2 separate regions of the Homo sapiens genome follow, and region 1 is linked to region 2. Evidence: read pairs that join two places in POLR2A ChIA-PET (ENCODE). Cell type or tissue: IMR-90. All regions are shown on one strand. Links, peaks and the distances in the headings refer to the core of each region. The heading gives the core; the rest is flanking DNA.

Region 1 (9,451 bases), core at 2,940-5,439, 1.1 Mb after region 2:
CAATGTGTCTCTGCCCATGTTCTTGCCAACATAGTGTTACCAAATGTTTTGCTCTTTGATAATCTGCTAGTGAAGATATTACTTTAGTGTCTTTCTGATTTCTTTTTTATTTTGAATAAGATCGAGCATCTTTTTGTATATTTAAGTCATTTCTTCTTAGCGGACTTTTATTTTGGGCACTTCCATTTTTTATTGTGCTGTAATTTACATAAGGCAAAGTATACACTTGTAGATGTATAACTCAGTAAACTTTCTTTTAGTTGAGGTATGATTTACTTTCAATAAAATGAACAGATGTTAAGTGTACTGTTTTGATGAGTTTTAACAGCTCATGTAAAACTGACCATGTAACCCACCCCAGTCAAGATTTAGAACATTTCCATCACTCAGAAAATTTCCTCAGGCCCCATTTTGTTTTTCCTTCTCTCCATCTTAGACAATCAGTTTTCTAATTTCTGTTACCATAAATTAGTTGTGCCTATGATTTTTTAAAATTAAAACATATTATCCACCCTTGTAACTACCAACAAAATTGAGACATGGAACATTTCATGCCTTCCGGCAGGCAGGCTCCCTTGTCCATTCTTCCAGTCAGTATCTTGCCCACCAAAGGTAACCACTGTATTGACCTGTGTTCACTAGAGACTGGTCATGTAAATCTGTGCTTCATCATTTATTGTATCAAGCAGTAGTTTCTTTTTCATTGATACACACGCATAAGTGTAATACTACTATCTATTTTACTCTTTGGACAGATATGTGGCGTTTTCAACATTGCGCTATTCTGAATAAAACTGCTGTGAACATTCTAAAGCACTTAACATCTTTTTGGTGTATTAGAAATGAAATTGATAATAGGATGTAGATATATGTTTAACTTTAGAAACTGCTATAACCATTCCTCAAAGTGATTGTGCCAGTCTGCTCTTTCACTAGCAGTGTTTGTAAGTTCTAGTTGCTCTGTGTTTTTGTCAACACTTAATATTTTTAGTTCTTTTTTAGTTTCAGCTATTTGAGTGGGAGTGTGTGGTGTCTCATTGTGGTTATAATTTGAATTTCCTTGGTGACAAATGATGTTGAGAATATTTTCATGTGCTTATTGTTGATATATGATTCTTAACTGGGTGATGGGTCTTAGATTTTTTTTTTTTTTTTGAGTCAGAGTCTCACTCTGTCACCCAAGCTGGAGTTCAGTGGCATGATCTTGGCTCACTGCAACCTCTACCTCCCTGGTTCAAGCGATCCTCCTGCATCAGCCTCCCGAGTAGCTGGGATTATAGGCATCCACCATCATGCCTGGCTAATTTTTATATTTTTTTGCAGAGATGGGGTTTCACCAAGTTGGCCAGGCTGGTCTCAAACTCCTGACCTCAGGTGATCCACCCGCTTCAGCCTCCCAAAGTGCTAGGATTACAGGCGTGAGCCACCGCGCCTGGCCAATTAGTGCCTTTTATGTAGGGTTTGACATTATTAGTGCTGAGTTCAGAATCTTTTACTTGCATTTGAGTCACTGAAAAGTGTAATTAACCTAACTGGCTCATAATGTAAATAAAAATGTGAGATATGTGTGGGAAATAACCTGTTTGCTGACTGCTTGTAGAAGTCTTTTTTTCAGTCAGGGTTTTGGGGAAAAGAGAACTTAAGGGGTAGCATGTAAACTAGCTAAAAGAAACACATGGGAAAGCAAGGAGTCAAGGACTGGCACAGGGGTTATCTAAGATGATAGGCAAAACAGTCAGAGAAACAGGAAAACAAATTAGACTATAACAAATGGAAAATTATGCTGTTAAGCATTTACCAAATTTCCAAAACGGAAACACAACAAACCTAGGTGTGTTTGTGTACATTTGTGTATCTAAGATTAACTGGCTTTGTTTTAGTACTTGATATAAATTTTTTTACATTTCTAGAGAATGTTTTAGATCTTTATTTTTTTTTTTTTTGAGACAGAGTTTCACTCTGTCACCCAGGCTCGAGTGCAGTGGCGTGTTCTCGGCTCACTACAACCTCCGTCCTCTGGGCTCAAGCAGTCCTCGCATCTCAGCCTCCCAAGGAGCTGGGACCTCAGGTATGCACTACCATGCTTGGCTAACTTTTGTATTTTTAGTAGCGATGTGGTGTCACCATGTTGGCCAGGCTGGTCTCGAACTCCTGACCTCAGGTGATCCACCCTCCTCAGTCTCCCAAAGTGTGTGGATTACAGGTGTGAACCACCACGCCTGGGCTAGAATGTTTTAGCTCTTTATAAACATGTTTTATGATTTAGGACTGAGTTTCAAATAATAAAAAATAATCGAGAGCTTGAAGAAAAAGAATTCATTGGGAAGTATCCCATCAAACCCAGTGCAAGTAATATATCCTGGAATTGGAAGCAGAATGGGAACTATGGACTCAGTGAAGATTGTTCTGGACATTATTTGATTCTTCTTTCTCGCTGCCAATTGGATACTTTTTTTTTTTTTTTTGAGACAGAGTCTCGCTCTGTCGCCCAGGCTGGAGTGCAGTGGCGCAATCTTGGCTCACTGCAAGCTCAGTCTCCCGGGTTCGCGCCATTCTCCTGCCTTGGCCTCCTGAATAGCTGGGACTACAGGCGCCTGTCACCACGCCCAGCTAATTTTTTGTATTTTTAGTAGAGATGGGGTTTCATCGTGGTAGCCAGGATGGCCTAGATCTCCTGACGTCATGATGCACTACCATGACGTCCTCCCAAAGTGCTGGGATTACAGGACTGAGCCACTGCGCCCTACCAGATACTTCTACTTACATGGTTTGCAAAGCAGCTAAACAAGGCCTCCAACAGCTCTTCAATTTACTTGTTATTTGAGCTTCTTGAGAAAGTACTATTATTTTGTTCCCTCTTGCTCCATTTTCCCCACTCTTTATTGGATTAAGTAATGTGCTCAGGGTTACATGCAAATCTAGCTGTCTAGCCTTGCTCTTCACCACTACTTTATATTAAGTTAAATTAAACTATGAGGTTAAATGCATTAATGTGGTGGTATTAACGACCTTGACCTATTAATATAGCTTAAAAAATTTTTAAACAAATAGACATCCTAAATTTTACTGCAAAAACGTAGCATCCTTATGAAGATGCAAAACTAGTGTCTTGAAACTCAGGGGCCAGCATCGCTTCACTTGGAAACAGTGGCCATCATTAGTCTTTACTAAGCCCTGTGCATCAGGTGGCAGCAGGGACATTACTTATTTAGGACTTTCGTAGGAGCTGGTACTTTGTAACACTTAACGCTGATTATAATTATTTACTTGGATGACTTTTTTCTTTTCCTACCTGATTTTTGCACACTGACATATCTTTAGTGCTTCAAAGGGGTGCTATAAATTTGGTGCTTATTTTAAGAAAGAAGAGAGAATGGATATAAAAACTCATGCTGCTGAAAATGTGATGAGAATTTTGTGTCTTGGTTTTTCAAGTAGTTATTTTGATCAAGCTTGTCATTTATATGTGTATAAATTATATATATTGACTTTTCTATAGTATTTCTTTTAAATAAATCATACAGTTCTCACAACAGCATTGAATGTACTTTATTTTAAAATAGAGGGCCCTTATTTTATAAAATGTATACTCCAGTTGTGGTATAAGTGGTAATTTCCTTACCATTTTTAAGGTAATCTTTTTAGCATTAGAGAATTGATATAATTTCAAGTAGCTACTTCTTTCAGTATTGGAAGTGAGCTATTTACTTTCCTCAGCAGCAGGAGAATCAGCCTCAGCTTTTTAAACCTATGGTAGAAACTGATTTCTCTCTTTTTTTTTTTACCCATTGAGAAAATCCAGCTGAGTTCCACATAAGTAAAAACTGTCTTTACCACTGCAGGAATTAAAAATAAAAAATTCTTCTTGTTCTTTTTACATTTTAGGAGAATTAAAACTTTTAATAGGGTATCTCTACATTGAGGCTCTTTGAATGCTAATAATTTTAGAGACCATATTGTATTTATTATAGCTTAGTTTTGGAGGTGGGAAAATACGTCCATTTAGTGGCCTTAGTAGTTTAATGTGGCCCGCAGGATGGATGTTTCTCTTCTTGATTTATATTGTTTATAGAAGAATGATATCTCTTTAATATTACTTGAGGGGCTGGGGAGGTTAGGTTAATTTCTTGGGTTTATATAGCCTTAGGGCTGTTAGTAGTGTCCAATTTTCTTTAATCTAGAGGTGCTCAAACAGAATCCCTAAAGCGCCACAGATGATTTTCTAATCATATCTATATGCAGGTCTGTCAGCTTCTTAGCTCTTCCTGGTTACTGCTGCTGAAATGTCTCCTGGGAGCAACACCATAGCAACAGGATTTTCAGGGTCTAATATATAATATGAAATTTAGGAGTATACCATAGGGATGAATGGCTCTTCTGTCAGTTGTAGTCTTGTTTTAAATTCCTATATTGGCCGGACGTGGTGGTTCACGCCGGTAATCCCAGCACATTGGGAGGCCGAGGCGGGCGGATCATGAGGTCAGGAGTTCGAGACCAGCCTGGCCAACATGGTGAAACTCCGTGTCTACTAAAAATACAAAAATTAGCTGGGCATAGTGGTTCGCACCTGTAATCCCAGCTACTGGGGAGGCTGAGGCAGGAGAATGGCTTGAACCCAGGAGGGTAGAGGTTGCAGTGAGCCAAGATTGTGCCACTGCACTCCAGCCTGGGCGACTGAGCAAGACTGTCTTAAAAAAAAAAAAAAAAAAGAAAAGAAACAAATCCTATATTTACAGTGGAATTTGCAGCAGGGTTTTTTTTGTTTTTGTTTTTGTTTTACTTTTTATTTTTTAGAAATAATGTTATAAAAACTATCCAGTTCTTCATGTAGATTGTTTTATTGAAAACTACCGTGGTGGGACCTTAAGATATATGAGATAGCCTCACAGTTTTCCAACCTACCTATGAGCAAACCTATTAGCCTTGGGGGTGGGGGGAAACAACTAAAATAAAACACTTAACGAGGATAGTATTTATGATCTTCAAACAAACTTCATTGAGCTGTACTTTACATATGATAAAATGCATTCATTTGAGGTGTATTTGAATAATATACAAATGTATATACCTGTGCAACTACCACAATTTAAGACGAAGATCACGTATAAAACTGGAAAAGTTCCCTTGTTCCCAATTGCAGTTAGTCCCCTTTGGCACGCCCATCCCAGGAAACGGCTAATTTGCTTTCTAACACTGCAGGTTAGTTTTGCTTCTTGAGAAATTTCATATGAATGGAATTCCATTCCATTTTGTGGTAGGGAGAATAAAGATCCCTCTAAGACATCCATACTCTAATTCCCAGAACCTGTGGGTATTTAACCTTCCATGGCAAAGGCATTTTACACATGTGATTAAGAGCCTTGATGCAGAGAGTGATGCCAAGGTAATCCTCATTTAAACCAGCAAGGTCACTTATAACCCAGAGTGTTCTGAATTGAGTACAAATGTGCTATTTCTTTATGTTAAATTCAGAATTTTATAGTATTATATACTAAATCATGCCAGCAAGTCTAATCTCATCATACAGATCCTTAAAATCTGTAGTGAGAGGGTGATAGGACTAATGACTGCTGAAGAATGGTCAGATGCACACATTTCTTGGCTTGGAAGATGGAGGACGAGGCCCTGAGCCAAGGGAATGCTGGTGCCTCCAGAGTCTAGAAAAGTCAAAAGAAACTAATCTGCTTTAGGAGCCTCCGGAGAGGAAATTTTTTTTTCTTTTTGTTTTTTGAGATAGAGTCTCATTCTGCTACTTAGGCTGGAGTACAGTGACACAATCACAGCTCACTCCAGCTTTGACCTCATGGGCTCAAGCAGTCCTCTTACCTCAGCCTCCCAAAGTGGGATTACAGGTGTGAGACACTGTGCCTGGCCCAGAGAGGAATGATTACACCTGTTTACACCTTCATTTTAGCCCAGTGAGACCTGTGTCAGACTTGTAACTTACAGAACTACAAATTAACAAATTTGTGTTGTTTTAAGCTACTACGTTTGTGGTAATTCATCATCTAGCAAGAGTAGAAAGTGATACATACACTGTGTATTTTGTGCTTGACTTGTCCCTCCTTGAATTGTCATTTTGTTGTGCGGATGTAGCACAATTTTTTGTCCATTCCCAGTTGATGGATATTTGTGTTGCTTCCAGCTTTGAGCTATATTCTAGTGTATAGTAGTATATAGAAACTAGTATCTCCTTGTGTTTTAGTTTTTACTTCTGAGGACATTCATACATCTTTTTGTGAACTGTTCAAATATTTTGCTCCTTTGAAAATTTGGGTCATATGTCCTCATGTAATTGTTGTGGCATTCTTTTTTATATTCCAGACACAAGTGTTTTGTCAGAATTTTATATATATATATATAAATGTATGTGTGTGTATATATATATAAGTGTGTGTGTGTGTGTGTGTGTGTGTGTGTATGTATATATATAATTTTTTTTTTTTGAGATGGAGTCTCACTCTGTCCCTAGGCTGCAATGGCGTGTTCTTGGCTCACTGCAACCTCTGCCTCCTGGGTTCAAGGGATTCTCCTGCCTCAGCCTCCCGAGTAGCTGGGATTACAGGCGCCCGCCACCACACCTGGATAATTTTTGTGTTTTCAGTAGAGACGGGGGTTTTGCCATGTTGGCCAGGCTGGTCTCAAACTCCTGATGTCAGATCCGCCCTTCTTGGCCTCCCAAAGTGCTTAGATTACAGGCGTGAGCCACCATGCCTGGCCTATATGTCTTGATTTTTCATTCCTTTCGTGCCTTTTTTTTTTTTTTTTTTTTTGGTAGAGTAGAAGTTTCACGTTTTCATGAATTCTAGGTTTTTTTTTTTTAATGGTTTCTGTTTTTTTTTGTTCTAAGAAAGTTTATCCTGTATTTCTATTTAGAAGTTTTAGAGTGTTAGCTTTTAGATTAAAAAATGGTTTACTTTTTTTATTTTGAGATGGAGTTTCACTCTTGTTGCCCAGGCTGGAGTGCAATGGTGCAGTCTCGGCTCACCACAACCTTCACCTCTCGGGTTCAAGTGATTCCTGTGCCTCAGCCTCCCGAGTAGCTGGGATTACAGGCATGTGCCACCACGCCTGGCTAATTCTGTAATTTTAGTAGAGATGGGGTTTCTCCATGTTGGTCAGGCTGGTCTCGAACTCCTGACCTCAGGGGATCCGCCCTCTTCCCGGAGTGCACGGATTACAGGCATGAGCCACTGCAGCCGACCAAAACTGATATAATTTTTGTGTATGGTATGAGGTAAAAGTTGAAGTTCATTTTTTTTTCTATGTGACTATTCAGTTGTTTTCGTACCATTTCTTGGAAAAAAGAAAAAAACTATCTTTCTCCTTTTGAAAGTCCTTAGTATCCTTTAAGATCAGCTTTCCTTATGTATTCACATTATTTATAGACAATGACTATTTATTTATTCTTTTAAATTCATACACCTTTTGTTTCCCAAATTAAATTTCTTTCATAGATACAGAACAACATAGATCAAAAAAATCTTGAGTCATTTTTGGTAACTCATGTCTTTCAAAGGAGTTTTATTTCTTAAAGAAATTATTAGCTTAATATTCTTTCAATTAATGTGGAGTCTGTGGCTATGTTTTTTTATTTTTCATAATTCACAATACAAATCTTGATCAGTTTAGTGAGAGGTATCAGTTTTATTGATTTGTTCAAAAGACAGTTTAGTTTCACTGCTTTTTCAGTGTTGTGTGTCTGTTTTCTGTTGCATTGATATTAGCGCTTTCTTTGTTTAATTTGCCCTTTTTCTAGCTTCTTAAACTTAGATCAGTGATCTCAAATTCGTTTTGTTTGTGAAATAGTGCCCTTAAGGTGTTGCTTTAGCTGCATTTTACTATTTTTGGTACGCTCTTCTCTTTTCATATACTTCAGAATGATTTTTAATTTTCATTGTGATTTCTTCTTTGAGCCTTTGTTTACTTTAGGAATATGTTTATCTGATTTCAAATATTTGGTAACTTTGTATGGGACTTTTCTTTGTAGCCAGAGAAAATACTCTGTGATTTAAATCTTTTAGATTTGCATCTGTTTTGTTCTCTGTGTGTGATCTCTTTTGTTAATGTTTTATTTGCACTTCAGTATTTTGTATTATTTTTATCGGATGTTTTCTGTAAATACGAGTCCAGTTTGTCAAGTGTTTAGATCTTCTGTGTTATTAATTTTTAGTTTTATTATTTACAGAGAGAAGGGTGTTAATCTCCAACTCTAAATATGATTTCTTTTTAAAAAGTTCTGTCGGCCGGGCGCGGTGGCTCATGCCTGTAATCTTAGCACTCCGGGAGGCTGAGGCGGGCAGATCATGAAGTTAGTAGTTTGAGACCAGCCTGGCCAACATGGCGAAACCCCGTTTCTACTAAAAAAACAAAAATTAGCTGGGCATGGTGGTGGGCGTCTGTAATCCCAGCTACTCGGGAAGCTGAGGCTGGAGAATCTCTTGAACCTGGGAGGTACAAGTTGCAGTGAGCTGAGATTGTACCATTGTACTCCAGTCTGGGCAACAAGAGCAAAACTCCTTCTTAAAAAAAAAAAAGTTTGTCAATTTCTAGATTACAGATTTCCAAATTAAGGTGTTAGGTACACACATTTAGAATTTTTATGTTATCTTGATGGATTAACCACTTTATCATTAAGAAATGTTCCTCTTAGTCCTTGCTCTAGAGTACCTTGTTTGATATTAATGTATTAATAATCAGATTATACTTAGAGCTTCCTTATGCTTAATTTTGTCATGAGATATATTTTCCATTTTTTATTTATCATCTGTTTTCATAGTTAACATGGGATTCTTTTAAACAGGATATAGTTGGATTTTTGTTTGTTTTTAAATTCAGGCTGATAATGGGATTTAGATAATTTGCATTTAACATAATTATTAATGTGGTTGAATTTATACCATATTTGTTTTTTGTCTTATCTGTTCTTTTTTTTTCTTGGCGCCTTGATTTAGTAATTATTAGCACTCTATATTATTTCTACTATTGTCTTATTAGCCATACCTCTTTAGTGGCTACCCTGCAGTTCACTTGTTCCATACTTTTTTTTTTTTTTTTTTTTGAGATGGAGTTTTGCTCTTGTTGCCCAGGCTGGAGTGCAGTGGCGCGATCTTGGCTCACTGCAACCTCCGCCTCCCGGGTTCAAGTGATTCTCCTGCCTCAACCTCCTGAGTAGCTGGGATTACAGGCGCGTGCCACCACGCCCAGCTAATTTTTTTAGTAGGGGTTTCATCATGTCTGCCAGGCTGGTCTCAAACTCCTGACGTCAGGTGATTCACCCGCCCCGGCCTCCCAAAGTGCTGGGATTACGGTCGTGAGCCACCGCGCCTGGCCTTTATTGCATACTTTTTACAGTCTATGTTCAAGTAAAATTATTGCATTTCACATATAGTGTTAGATTTTTTATAATAGCATACATCTATTTCTCCCTTTTATGTACTATTTTTGCTGT
Region 2 (9,451 bases), core at 3,719-6,218:
CTGGGCTAGTCATCTTCCTCACAATCACCTAAGGCTGTGATCCTAGCTTAAGAGATTCCTTTCCAATAAACTTCAAAAATCGTTTTTATATCCTGTCAAATTCCTTTGGAATTTGTTTTTGAGTTGACTGCTCTGTTCTGTGTTTAATGGAAAAAGCAAATGTAGCATAAATTATCAATTCGAAAGTTAAAATGGAAATTATTCTGTTACTATTTTAAAGGCTACCCACAGTTGATTAAAAATAAAATTATTTTCAACAAAATATTTTAGTAATCAATTGATATTAACAAAATATACACTTGAAAGATGAAAAAAAGCTGTGCCTTAATGTATCTAAACTTAGTAGGGAAAATGTTAAAGGAAAGGTTAACATACTGGTTGCAAAATAAAACATCCCATTTTCAACTGTACATTAAAAACGAAAGGAAAAAGAGCAGCGTGGGAACATATGAAAAGAAAGAAAAACGTGTAGGTGAGGCATTTTATGTAGTACCAATTTTTAGACAGAAGAATATTCATAGCACTGGTCTCCACATCCTTGGGATATGATCAATAGGTGAGTTTAAGGAAAATAAGATAAAAAACTCAATTCTTCTTCAAGTAAATTATCTTTGCTGTGTTTCATGAACCATTTTTTTAAGTAAATGTTACTTTTCTGAACACAAAACAATTCTTAATGTATAAAACTTGGAAAACAGAAAAACATAAGAAAAAATAATTACTATCATATTAATTACCTTAATATTTTGTTATTTTTTTCTTGTCTTTTGGTTAAAAAATTATATATATATGTTTATATATATTTTACTCAGAATACATACTAGATTGACAGAACTACTTATAAACTTTTTCTAGCCAAATGGCAAACACTTGATCCAAACTAAAGTGAGACTAGACTCAGTAGGTGGGACTAGACTCCGGACCAGACTATAGACTCCCCAGAACTGGGAAGAGACCCTGAAAGCATGGCTCCATAAGACATGTCTACCAGCACCATGATAGTTTACCATTGCCATTGCAATGCCCAAAAGTTACCGCCCATTTTCTAGCTAATCCTGAAAAGCCTGCTCCTTAAGCAGGAGCAGTCACAGTGCTCTAACCCTGCCATTGCCTCAATAAAGCTGTTTTCTTTTACCACCAGCCAGTTCTTGAATTCCTTCCAGGATGAAGTCAAGAACTTGCCTGTATCAAAAGCAATCCAATTTTCTCTTGACACTTCGAAAAAAAAAAAAAGAATAAGTCATGTGATGGTAAACAGATGAAGCTGACAGTTAGCTCCTACTTGTTGGATCCTCAAAACTGTCTTTTGAGTCTGATTCATCAGCTGCCCTTCTATGTTTCCTCCTTCTCCTCCCTAGGCATGATATCTTTTGGTTTAATCTAGGCAACATTTTTTTTCTGTTGCTTATATAAAATATTCAAAATGTAATATGAGGCCGGGCACGATGGCTCACGCCAGTAATCCTAGCACTTTGGGAGACCAAGGGGGGTGGATCACTTGAGGTCAGGAATTCAAAACTAGCCTGGCCAACATAGTGAAACCCCACCTCTACTAAAAATACAAAAAAAAAAAAAAAAAAAGAGCTGAGTGTGGTGGCAGGTGCCTGCAATCCCAGCTACTCGGGAGGCTGAGGCAGGAAAATCACTTGAACCCGGGAGGCAGAGGTTGCAGTGAGCCGAGATTGCACCACTGCACTCCAGCCTGGGTGACAGAGTGAGATTCCATCTATTAAAAAAAAAAAAAAAAAAGGTAATATGAATACTACATTTTTGGTTGATTTAGACTCATGCATTCATCTAAATTTAGAATTCTTACTATATGAACACTTTGTGTGTTTCTTCTTTTTATTTACATAATGAAAATGTTTATAATCACTTTCTACATACCTCAAAAGGGGTTAGTTACATTCAGTGTAAAAAATGCTTTGAATCCTTTGGAGAAATGTCTTATTATGACTTTATCTGACCAATTGCTATAGGAATTGCTTCTTCAATTTAGTATTCTTGACCTAGCATACAAATTTAAAATATATTGTAGTCATATTAAGATATGACTCAGAAACTTGTTTTCCTATTTCCTGTGTTTTTGTTTCTGTCTCCAATGTTAAGAAAAGAATACTACAATTAAGTATCTACTCAAAGGCACATGTCATTGAGGTATTTGTCGAGATTGTGGTCAGTGGACATTATACAACATTCATCTTGAATTCAGCCATTTTATATATCAGCACAGTTACCATATTTAATTTGCCAAATAACTAGTAGAGGTAAAAAAAAAAAAACCCAATCACAAAGTAAATTACAGGATAAATTTTCAATGAATTTTCACATTGGTGTTTTTAGATAATGACTGTAATCTGATATGAAACAGAAAGGGAATCCATAAAAATCTAAAGAAAAACTTACAGAAATCAAGATTAAATGAAAGACAATCCCAAGTGAGAATATACATACAGACATGCATCCACATTACTTACTTGATAGAAAATGGAGATGGATTTAGGATGAGGCAGCATCATTTGGTGGTATGATTTAGACTCAAAGTTGTAAGACTACAGCAAGTTAAGTCCCTTGTATCTGAGTTTATATTTTGCTTTGGGCCCTGGGGCTTAGGCAGTTCTATTGCCAGGAACACTCCTGTTGGTTTAAATCTCAATTCACCTCCCCTTTCATTCTTATTCTTGTACTGCAGTTCTAGTAACTGGAGTTTTTGTCTCCTAGCTCATTATCTGAGGCCTTGTTCTATACCTTCCAGATGTTCATTCTACTAGATGTACATAAAGGCCTCTGTCCCAAATGTGAGCACTGCCCTTCCTCATCCAGATGGCTGAATTTCTGCTGCATGCTTATCACAATAGAAGCACTCTGCCCGCCCACCCAAATGGTCTTCTAAGAACAGTGTTGCCAGCCTAGTGTCCATTGATTCTTCACATATCAGGAATCTTGCAATTTTATCTTGAGTTCTTTGTTGTTTAATTTTGCATGTCAACTTTCAGGCTGAACTTTGTCTAATAACAATTATAAACAATTACAATTAAGTGCCACATAATGACGTTTTGGTCAATGACATACCACATGTACAACAGTGATACTGTAAGATCATAATACCGTGCTTTTAGTGTACCTTTTCTGTGCTTAAATATGGTTAGAAAAACAAATATCATGTTAAAATTACTTATGGTATTCAGCATAGTAACATACTGTACATGTTTATAGCCTAGGAGCATTTGTGTCATATAACATAGGTGTGTCATAGGCTATACCATCTGAGTTTGTGTAAATACACTTTGTGATATTTGTGCAATGACAAAATTGCCTAATGATACATTTCTCAAAGCACACTTTTGTTGTTACATGACACATGACTATATATATATACATATATATATATACACACAAGTCAATATTTAGGACAGATTCAGTGTCTTCTTCCTAGTTTGATTTGGAGTTGCCTCCACCCCCTCTATCCAGCAGTTATGAATAAGTTACATAGCTCATTGAAATGTGATATGGCTAAAAGAAGGGGAGAGAAGGGGGTAGAGGGAGGAGGAGAGTTTTTATCCTCTGGTTTTAATTATGACCATGAAAAGAAATGACTTAACTACTCAGTATAGAATATTATGACTGCCTCTTCATTCATGGCAATACAGTAATTTCAGCTTCTTTGCAGATAGCAACGTAGATAGACAGCAGATAGGTAGACAGATAGATGCATACATACATATAAACATATGTCTTATATAAATACATAGAAAAATGGGTTGTTTTTTTAGATAGATGGATGGCTAGATAGATGATATGTAGATGATAACTAGCTATACAGAAAGGTATAATCAAAGATGTTGATATCTCTGACTTCCTATCAGTTCTGTTAATTTCCTGTTCTTCACTGTTGTGTCAGAAGATATCTTTGCAACGATTCTTAAACTATTTAGTAATCATCCTAGTATCCACAAAGGTCAAAAGCAACGAACGACATGATTAGATTTTTCTTGAGTTATAGGTTCAATTCTGTTTTTATGTACGTACTATACACAGATATGCATTCGAAATGGTTAAAGAATCATTTGAAAGTGAAACGTTTGAAAATATTTTGAACTTTCTATGAAATAGAAAGTTGGTAGCATGGTGAAGCCCATGGAGAACTAGACTTTGAGTGAAGATATTTGAATTTTTCCAGCATTACTACTAACTAGCATTATGACTACACTTGACTAAATGAATTTTCTCATTTATAAAAGAGTTGTCCTTAAAATGTTACCTCAGGGCCGGGCGTGGTGGCTCACGCCTGTAATCGCAGCACTTTGGGAGGCCAAGGCGGGCAGATCACCTGAGGTCGGGAGTTCAAGACCAGCCTGACCAACATGGAGAAAGCCCGTCTCTACTAAAAATACAAATTGGCTGGGCCTGGTGGCGCATGCCTGTAATCCCAGCTACTTGGGAGGCTGAGGCAGGTGAATCGCTTGAAGCCGGGAGGCAGAGGTTGTAGTGAGCCAAGATGACACCATTGCACTACAGCCTGGGCAATGAGAGCAAAACTTGGTCTCAAGAAAAAATAAAGTTACATCAATTTTGACATTCCGTGTTTTCTATAAATTGGTTAATATTCTAAAGTTCCATTATAAGACCTCATAAATGAAATAACCTGAATAATATCACTCTTTCATGGTATATTTTAAAATATATTTCATTTTATACACATTATTTGTATTTTGTGTTAATTGTACTCTACTTTCCCTGAACATAATCTTGGTGTGGAGCTGGGGTTGTCCATTATGCAAAAAAGAAATTTTAAATTTAGATTTGACTTTTTAAAATATGCTATCAATTAGAACCACACAATGCTACATAATGATATTTCCAACAGATGTTATGTAAAATATAGTACTATAACTACTGAATATTCAAGCACATATAGTGCAAATCTTGCAAAATTCTTAGTGACACTTTGAAAAAAATTAGAATGTTTATAAGAAGCAATACAAATTAACATGAATTCTTTGTTCCAACCACTACAGAAAGAAATATAAGACTCTGACTGTTTTTATAGTATGTGTATAAACTGTATAATAAGCTGATGTCTTTAAGGTAAACAGAAAAGTGTATGATGTCAGTAGCATCTGTACTTCAATTTTTTTTTCGAACACTAGTAATTAAATTTCACTACTCCATCCACATTCTCTTAGGCACTCTTTCTTATGACAGAGTTATGACCACAGATTGCATGCTTGGGACAAGGAAAAACATCATCATTTAGGAATGCAATCAAATTCATGACTTTCTAAGTGCATCATGTTCTAACCAACACAGTTAAGTAGGTAAAGGAAAACTCAGGATAGAATACACCCTTGACAGTCACCATGGTACACCCTGAGACTGTGGCAAATCCCTAAATTTGTAAACATTATTATTATTAAATATATTTTCTTGCACAAAAGGCAGTAAAGTAAAACAAAAAATAAAATAAATATTCTTTATTTTGTCCTCTCTTTAAACTGTGGAATTCCTATTTATTCTTCATATCTCACCTTTTCCATGGAGAAATTTCTGGCCAATGCTTAGTTTAGATATCAAAGTTTTATAAAAATCATCTAATCTTAGAATTATCGTCATAGCTTGTTACTAATTTCTTGCTTAATAGCTGTTCCATAGCTGCAGGCTTCTTGAATTCATGGATCAAGTCAGCACCATTTTAGCACTCCTCACAGAATTGATTATTAGGTATTTCTTTTGGATGAACAAATGAATAACTCACAATATGCATGTGATTTATGAAAATAGTGGTAAGTAATAAAAATAAAATTAAGTTGATATGCAGCTTCTGGGCAGTAGCTAGGTCCACTCACTAGTAACCAACTTACATCTGAGCATCAGTCTTAGTAGACACAGTATTTTTCATAGTTGTGACCAAAAATTGTATAAATTTGTACAAATCATGTTCCTTGTTGAGGGCCTGTGAATACTTAAAACTGTGACCGTCCTATGCCTATGTCCACAGCCTATTATACGAAAGCAAAATTTTGCCATTTACTAGTTTTGTGGTCATAAGCAAGTTGTTCTGCATCCAGAGACCACAGTTTCTTCATCTGCAAAATGAATATTATAATTCTTTCTATGTTTAAAAACCCATGTGTTATTCTCAAAAATTGAATAAATTAATTTGTATAAAAATGTCTTGAGGAGCACTCTACAACTGTATGGTGTTTGCATAAACTGTGATTAGAGCATGATGCCATAGTTATTTCAAAGAGAGTTGTAGCTGCGATGTTGTCTGCTTGAGGAAAGATAAACAAGCATCTGTTATTTCATAGCTATTTCATTCCAGTTTTCAGCAGACTACTAATGATTGCAATCAATGAATCTATAAAGAGGCTTGTGCCACAGAACACGTGATACAGGTTTACCTGGCTGAGAGCCATTCTAAGAAGCAGAATTCGTCACAGGCTTGCAGATCCAAAGGTTTTGAAGGAAGGAAAACCTCCTTAGAAATACAATACTATTGTTCATATTAAAGATTGAGATAGCTCCCATGGCAACAGTTTTTTACTACATACAATCCTTTTTAAAAAATATTTGAACGTTTATGCAATAAATTCAAATGCAAAAACCAATTAACTGTATATCCCATAATCAAATAATTTTTCAAGCGAGTGACCCAAATTTCAAGAGGCTTTGAAAGCACTACCAAAGTGAAATGGAACAAGTGAAGTATTTGATGTCAGCAGAGGAAACATTTTCATTGTTTTTTCAGGCACAAATAGAGTTGCATAATATTATGTAACTTACTAAATATATCCAGGTTATACTAATCATGCTTTTTAAGTCACCAGGATGACTATAGCTTAGTATGTATCAAGCATAGGAGATTTAGTTTGAGAAAGACATCAAGGAGCGTTGGTTCCCATAGGTATTAGAGGTAGAGGTCTCTTTAAATGCCTTTAAAAACTAGCTGTGGTTTCTTAGGTAAACTAATTAAACCCTTGGGGTTTTGTGTTGTTTTGAGAAAAAAATGCCAGGTATGGAGTCTGCACTGTGTTCATCCCACAGCAGAAGCTCTTGTTATTTGTGTGTCCTCTGGGTCAGGAATCATCTTTACATATACCACATGTCCTGTTCTCATGTATCCACTTGCTGGTTAGACAAAGGCATCTACCAATAAACCAAACACATGAGCAATGTAGCTTATTATTATCATAATAATCTATCACTAAAAGATTATGTCTTTAATTATAATATTGTTCCTATGGAGTATGACACAGTGATGGCTGAGGTGCTAATTCAACTGAATGCCAAGGCACAAGAGGCCAGGTAGTGCATATGACTTCAGGAACCCTGGAAATGTTCCTCATCCATGGACAATCCTGGATGCTTTTGCTTATCATTTTTGTTAGCATTTAAAACTAAACTGATATATCCAAGTATCTTTTCTTCCTCTTGAGAATGCAAATACCCTGGGAGGATGCCCCCTACAGAATGGTTTCAGTACAAATCAAGAATCTTAGAGCTGGGCACGGTGGCTTACACCTGTACTCCCAACACTTTTGGAGACCAAGGTGGGAGGATCGCTTGAGTACAGGAGTTTAAGACCAGCCTGGGTCTCATGTCTACACTGTGTGTGTGTGTGTGTGTGTGTGTGTGAATGTGTGTGTGTGTGTGTGTGTGTGTATGTATGTGTGTATATACATATTTTTTTTTAATTAGCCTGGTGTTATGGCACATACCTATAGCCCCAGCTACTCACATCACTGCACTCTAGCCGATAGAGGGAAACCTCATTTCAAAAAAATAAAATAAAATAAAATAAAATAAAACCTTATAGCAGGATTTGATAGGAATGTGAGAAGAAGGGCTGTGTGCTGTAGGTATATGGCCATATGGTAGTGCATGAATAAACAATTAGCCGGGCGTGGTGGCACGCACCTGTAATCCCAGCTACTCAGGAGGCTGAGGGAGGAGAATTGCTTGAACCCAGGAGGTGGAGGTTACACTGAGCCAAAACTGCGCCACCGCACTCCAGCCTGGGTGACAGAGCGAGACTCCATTTCAAAAAAAAAAAAGAAGATTAGAATTCTTTTGGAAAGTTTATTTTTGACAGCAGCTGTTAAGCCCTCTGTAAGAACTGTTTTCACGTCAAAATTACTAGGTAAATAAAGTTCTGTTTATCTTTAATCTTTGGTTTCCAAGGGTAATTTCTTTTGTAACTACTTTGAAGAAATGTTAGCTGATAATAGTAGACATCAGTTCATTAAAGTGAGTGATGTCATGGAGAGAAAACTTTTAATGAACATCATCTACTAATGTATTGATTTTTGTCAGGCATTATCTTGTTACCAGAATTTAGCGAGCCATACATACTTTTTGTTGTTGTTGAGATGGAGTATCGCTCTGTCGCCCAGGCTGGAGTGCAGTGGTGTGATCTTGGCTCACTGCAACCTCCACCTCCCAGCTTCAAGTGATTCTCCTGCCTCTGCCTCCTGAGTAGCTGGAACTACAGGCATGTGCCACCACGCCCAGCTAATTTTTATATTTTTAGTAGAGATGCGGTTTCACCTTGTTGACAAGGCTGGTCTTGAACTCCTGACCTCAGGTGATCTGCCTGCCTTGGCCTCCCAAAATGCTGGGATTACAGGCATGAGCTACTGCGCATGGCCCACATTTTTTTTAAGTGAATTTATTTTGGTATTTGATAGTAAGTCACTTACACTTAAGCAGCTGTCACCTTCCTATGTAAATATACTGAGACAGTTCCTTCCCGTTGTTGTTGGAAAATAGTTTGTAATTTATACTGATGAGAAGTCATTAACTAGGTTTTTTAAATGGTGTGATGTACGAAACATTTTCTTAAACGGAAAGATCAGTGTTCATTGTTATAAAAGCCTAAAAATAAAATTGTCAGAAAGCAAGATAGCAAAATTAGCCTATGGTTGATATTCATGACTTGGAAAGAGCAAGTCAATGATACAGCAGAAGCTGGTGCCGATTTCTTCCTTTATCTTACAGCTGCCTAACAAAACAAGAAAACGCACAACTAAAGTAGTTCAAACTTAGCAAATTATACCATTCAAATAGAATAGAAAGATACATATTGAGGCGTGAAGCAACCAGGTAAAAATTGCCAAAATTATATATACATATTGCAACTACTTTTAATATACCTTAGTTGACATATATATAAAATTCCATTTTGGGGGTCTTTAATAACTTTTGTTTCTTCTAAGTTTTTATTTATTCACTTATTCATTCATTCATTGATTCACCCATTCATAATGAAACATTCATTGAGCTACAAGCTGCATGGGGTAATGAACATAATAAAACATATGATCCATATCCTCAAGAAATCCATAGATTGTGAGAGGAAACAGACATACTAGGTAGATAAGAAAATACAAGGTGATTAGTGATAGCGAAAAAGTACAAACAAAAATTGGTTCATAGCAGAAGGAGTACT

What was found. ChIA-PET counts read pairs that join two places held together with the same protein. Peaks named below come from ENCODE experiments on the same cell type or tissue, not always from the same donor. Only the 100,000 strongest peaks of a DNase experiment are listed, where the experiment ranks them.
Region 1: POLR2A ChIA-PET joins it to region 2 with 5 read pairs; 2 of 35 experiments call an interaction of 5 or more read pairs at or near these places.

Annotation. Positions count from the first base shown.
Region 1 is chr3:177,153,488-177,162,938 of GRCh38, reverse strand. The region is part of intron 1 of TBL1XR1 (TBL1X/Y related 1); the gene reads left to right. Among named protein-coding and RNA genes, the nearest start is that of TBL1XR1, 39 kb to the left of the region's middle. In IMR-90, for the core only: no CTCF peak of the experiment used is centred there; no DNase peak of the experiment used is centred there.
Region 2 is chr3:178,300,710-178,310,160 of GRCh38, reverse strand. The region is part of intron 2 of LOC105374235 (a long non-coding RNA gene); the gene reads left to right. Among named protein-coding and RNA genes, the nearest start is that of LINC01014, 110 kb to the left of the region's middle. In IMR-90, for the core only: no CTCF peak of the experiment used is centred there; a DNase peak (open chromatin) is centred at 5,210.